Regions from separate parts of the Homo sapiens genome. Here region 2 is linked to region 1. The links are chromatin loops, found by intact Hi-C in ENCODE. Cell type or tissue: IMR-90. All regions are shown on one strand.

Evidence for each region. A loop is a pair of places that touch in the nucleus more often than their neighbours do. Peaks named below come from ENCODE experiments on the same cell type or tissue, not always from the same donor. Only the 100,000 strongest peaks of a DNase experiment are listed, where the experiment ranks them.
Region 2: a loop joins it to region 1, with 8 times the contacts of the local background. A loop is called at or near these places in 48 of 110 quality-filtered maps.

The regions. Positions count from the first base shown.
Region 1 is chr2:187,498,721-187,501,220 of GRCh38, forward strand. The region is part of intron 2 of TFPI (tissue factor pathway inhibitor); the gene reads right to left. It overlaps CALCRL-AS1 (CALCRL and TFPI antisense RNA 1), which reads left to right. Exons shown (of 6, transcript NR_187179.1): 3 at 786-885. Among named protein-coding and RNA genes, the nearest start is that of CALCRL, 52 kb to the left of the region's middle. In IMR-90, CTCF peaks have their summits at 1,418 (motif pointing right) and 2,343 (motif pointing right); DNase peaks (open chromatin) are centred at 1,441 and 2,441; H3K27ac peaks cover 210 bases.
Region 2 is chr2:187,842,044-187,844,543 of GRCh38, forward strand. No RefSeq gene overlaps it. Among named protein-coding and RNA genes, the nearest start is that of TFPI, 290 kb to the left of the region's middle. In IMR-90, a CTCF peak has its summit at 1,383 (motif pointing left); a DNase peak (open chromatin) is centred at 1,368.

The DNA of each region.
Region 1 (2,500 bases):
ATAAATTGAGCTGACAGAACTGATAGAAGAGTATGTTTTTCAGGTCCAGAATTTGTTAACTTAGAATAACATATGACAGAGAATTATTATGATACGGGGATAGTTTCAGCACCAAACACAATTGTCATAAAATAGCTAATTAGCAAGTAAGAATGTTGATCAAATCTTTAACTAAAGTTGAGTTTTATGCACATATGCATTTGTGTGTCTTCAAATTTTTCTGGAGTTATATTCAATTGACAAAATATAATGTTTGTGTTTACCAACATGATTTTTAAAATAATTTTAAACCAATAACAGTGTCACTAAATCCAATAAATATCTATAGTATATATACAAATAATTGTATCAAAGTGAGTTAAGAAATATTGGTGAACATTGACAAGTTTAAATGTCATTTCTTTTTTTTTTCAAATCCTTTATCTAACATTTCATGTTGATGAACATATCTAAAATACGATAATTTGCTTTAGAAGGTCTCTCAGGCATATAGAGAGTTTCTGGTACCTATAAATATGAGCACTTCATGGTAAAATTTTCCATTTTTCTTAAATTAGATACACAAGTACTTTTTAATAGAAATTCATAACAAATATAATTGAGGATTGCTAAAAATACTTTCTAAAAATCGAAAAATGTATGAACCAAAATGACTTGTTAAAACACATTTTCTCTATCACTGAAGTTATAATTGTCAGTTTTAAAAATCATTGAATTTTTTTTTCTGAGTGGCACATTTATGAATAATTGTAAATGCTGTTTATATCTTTTTGTCTTTACTTAAGGATTTTAGAATGCCAAGCTGACATTTTGAGTTTTTATGAGAAACCAGAAAATTTGGTGTGAAGACCCTAAGTGGTGTGTCTGACTTACAGCAGGCCCACAGTAAGTATCATCAAATTACGTATCGTGAGTTTCTGAACTCTAGACATGTTTGTTTTGAAACCAATAAAAATGTGACCTATCAGCTCCTTAAATATGGGACCCCAGAATTCACATAACAAAGCAGGAATAAAAATATTCTGGCATTTTTAATTTTACAGCTATATACCATTATCTCAAATTGCTGTAGAAATTCTCATATAATGTGATGTTATTCATTCCCAAGTTAACATGACTTTAGAACTTTAGAGACAAGTTATTGAGGTAGTGTTTCAGATAGAAAACTTGAATAAAGATCTGTATCTGCAGAACACAGGGAACTTTACCTAATACCTGCATTGCCATGTATATTCAGAAAAATCATTTTTCATAAATCAATAATTTTATCAGATACTAATTGATGATTTTTCTACTTTTTATTCTTAATATATTTGATAGTATTTATTATCAAGCTAAATCTTTTTTCCATTTTCTGCATTAAAGATATAATCACCTCTAGTTCAATCTGCTATTGAGTAATTTTGCCAGCAGGTGGTGGCAGTGCACCACAAAGGCAAAAGCTGATAAACTCGCTGTAGTAGTTGTACCTAGCAACAATAGCTAATGTTGCTCACTGAGTAATTACAATACCCTTGACATTTTTGTAATTGTACCCTTTAATGATCATAACCACCTACTGAGTTAGGCATTATTATCTTCATTTTATAAATTATAAAATAGCTTTCAGAAATTAAGTAAATAACTTAAATTCATACCATAAATGATGGGTTTAAAATTGATCCTCATATGGTTTTACAACAGCTATCTCACACATTCTTAATAACTACATGATATTGTCACAGACATGTGACTGAGATTCCTAAAGTAGCATTTGGATCAAGCATACGGTTTTAATTATATAATTTCCACTCAATCAACAACATTTTTTTTCAAACATTCACCTTTATGAAACTAAAAATGGTTTCAATAATGGAAGTAGGTGATAATTTTATAGAAATTTTCTAGGAGAAACACTAAGTATTAACTTTTATGAATTATATTTTGTTAATTATTAGGTGATTATTTGTCTTTATTCACACTTTAATGTATTTCTTATAGAAATCCTGTATTAGAATATTCTTTGTGCAGTGATCTTGCAGCCCACACCTAAGCACAGCATCCCTGGACTCAAGCAATGGCCAGGTGTGCTGTGTGACCCACAGTGCCATGCCACTTCACCCAAAAGGGATGGAAATCTGCCTCGGTTTTCATTTCTTATTTTGAATAAACCCTTTTGAATGTTAATAATTGGGTATTGACCATGCGTCAAGCACTGTGCTGTCACTACAGATATGACAGTAAATTAGATGACAGCAACCCCTCGTTCATGGAGCATATAGACACTAAGGACTTACATAAACATTCAGAAAGTCCTGGGTGCTGTGCGAGTGAACAGTAGGATACCTAAATTAGCCTGAAGGGGTCAGCGATAACTTTCCTGAGACTTGAAATTGAGACTTGAAGGAAATGTTTACAGAGGTAATAATTATCTGCCAGCGGCCATGAGAAAGCAAAACACATAGAGGGCAATCTAAAAGGAATTTAATCTGATCCAGTCATATAAATAGAATTATGGTTT
Region 2 (2,500 bases), 340 kb after region 1:
CTAATCATCAGAGAAATGAAATCAAAATTCCAGTGAGATATCATTTCACATGAGTCAGAATGCCAATTATTAAAAAATCTAAAAGCAACAGAGGCTGGTGAGTCTGTGGCAAAAGGGGAATGCTTATACACTGTTGATAGGAGTGTAAATTAGTTCGGCCACTGTGGAAAGCAGTTTGGAGATTTCTCAAAGAACTTAGAAATATCACTTGACCCAGCAATCCCATTACTGGATATACATCCAAAAGAAAATAAATTGTTCTACCAAAAAGATACATGCACTTACATATTCGTTGCAGCACTATTCACAATAGCAAAGACAGAATCAGCCTAGGTGCCCATCAACAGTGGATTGGATAAAGGAAGTGTGGTTCATATACATCATGGAATTCTATGCAGCCATAAAAAAGAATGATATCATGTCCTATACAACATGGAATACTATGCAGCCATAAAAAATGAAATCATGTCCTTTGCAGAAACATGGATGCAGCTGGAGGCCATTATTCTAAGTGAATTAACACAAGAACAGAAGACCAAATCCCGCATGTTCTCACTTATAAGTGGGAGTTAAATGAACGGTACTCGTGGACATGAAGATGTCAACAATAGACACTGGGGACTACTACTAATGAGCTCCATGTGAGACAGGAAAAGGTAGAGGCATGTTATCAGTCACACAACATTTCAAGGACACATTGGACAGGAGTTTGAATGGCCTGAATAACTGACGTACAGTGTGCAAAGGGAAGCCAGGAGGAATTCTGAAAGCAAAGCTTAAAGACACATATGTTTATAAGTGGTTTAGTTGTTGATTTACATGAAGGCAAATGTAGACATTTAGTACTGCCATCTAGAATCTCTTCAATTTTATTTTATAAGTTCGTGAAGAATGAGAGCATGATGAGAACTGATAGAAAAAGTCATGCCTTGGTCCATGATTTTGTATCAATCAAGGCAAGATAGGAGAAAAGCCTTCTGAGTCTTATGATTCGTTTATATCCAAATGGCTTTGTATGCTGGTTTAATATAAGTGAAGGTGAATTGGAGCAAAAAAGAAAAAATATATATCAATATGCGAAGTGTCTCAGGAAGTCCATGTGGAGGATTGAGCCACAAGAAAGTTGTCATGGAGTCTGGAATGGAGGGGAATTTAATTTTCCATCAGGCACCCAGAGAGGGAAATGAACGTGAATTACTGTAAGATTAGACGGTCCCTGATCTGAAGGAATTCATGTACTTCTAAGTGGGCAACTTTTACTAAGAATTTTTTTCTAAGCTGACAAGAAACACGGTAAAATTCAGGTTCTCATTTTTAAAAAACTGGCTTATGCAGACATTCTGGAGAAAGCTAGCGTTATCTTCTTACACAAGGGATGTGCTGCCCCCTTCTGGATAAAGGAAAAGGTAAATTCCACTGAGAAATTTACATTCCTCCACTTCAGATACACATAAGAATGAAAAGCGCCCTCATCTTATTCAGTATTATAAATATGTATGTGTGTACACATAGACCCATATATATTCACTATATATGTAATATTTTATATTGGGAGTATTAAGTGATCAAAACCAAGTAGTGATCAAGTTAAAAGACTAGAACACACGAATGGACTGCTAACTGGCCCTTAGAGTATAGGCTCTATGCTGTATCCCAGCACCTAGAACAGTGTCTGCAGTATAGTAGACTCAAATCACATCTCTAAGAACCCACATCCCATTTTAGAATTCTTTAGTGGCTTCACTTTATGGTTGAGCTGAGCTCCAATTCTTTGGCATGGCATTAAAATTTTTCAAAATCAGATCCTAACCTGTTTTTTAAGCCATAAGGTCTGGTCATTTACATCATCCAGGCTTTACTTTCGTCTACCTGCAAATATTGTTTCAACCACATGTTTTCTGCCCTACATCTTTTCACAAATTGTTCTAATTTCTTAGAATGCCTTTTATCTCTCCCCTCTGTATCACCACTGGTGAAAATCCTTACCATTTAAAAAAAATAAAAATGAATTGCTAATTTATCTGTGAAGTCTTTACCAGTATTTCTTATCAAGATGCTTTCTTTTTCTGTTCCTTCACACTATTTTGATTTTCTTTACATTGTAACAGTTTACATTATCTGCCCCACAGTTTCTTCTTGTTCATCTTTGACAGACATCACTTTTTATTCATCGTTGTATCTACATTCCTTACCAAATGCCTAACATACAATGTAGTCATCCAACTGAATAAATGCTGAGTACATTGATGTGCAAAATCATAATAATATTTTACATTCAAAATGAGTTAGCTGAGTTGAAATTTTTTTAGCAACACAGATGGATTACAGTCAGGTTGAATAAGGTTTATAACACCATGAGAAGAATTAACCATTTTCACTAACTACAATCCAGACTGCTAATGACAGTCATTAATCATAAACCATTCTATAAGAATATTAAATTCTGAAGCATATCACCATGTTCTCTTATATGGGTGTGTGGTGCACTGAATAATGGCTC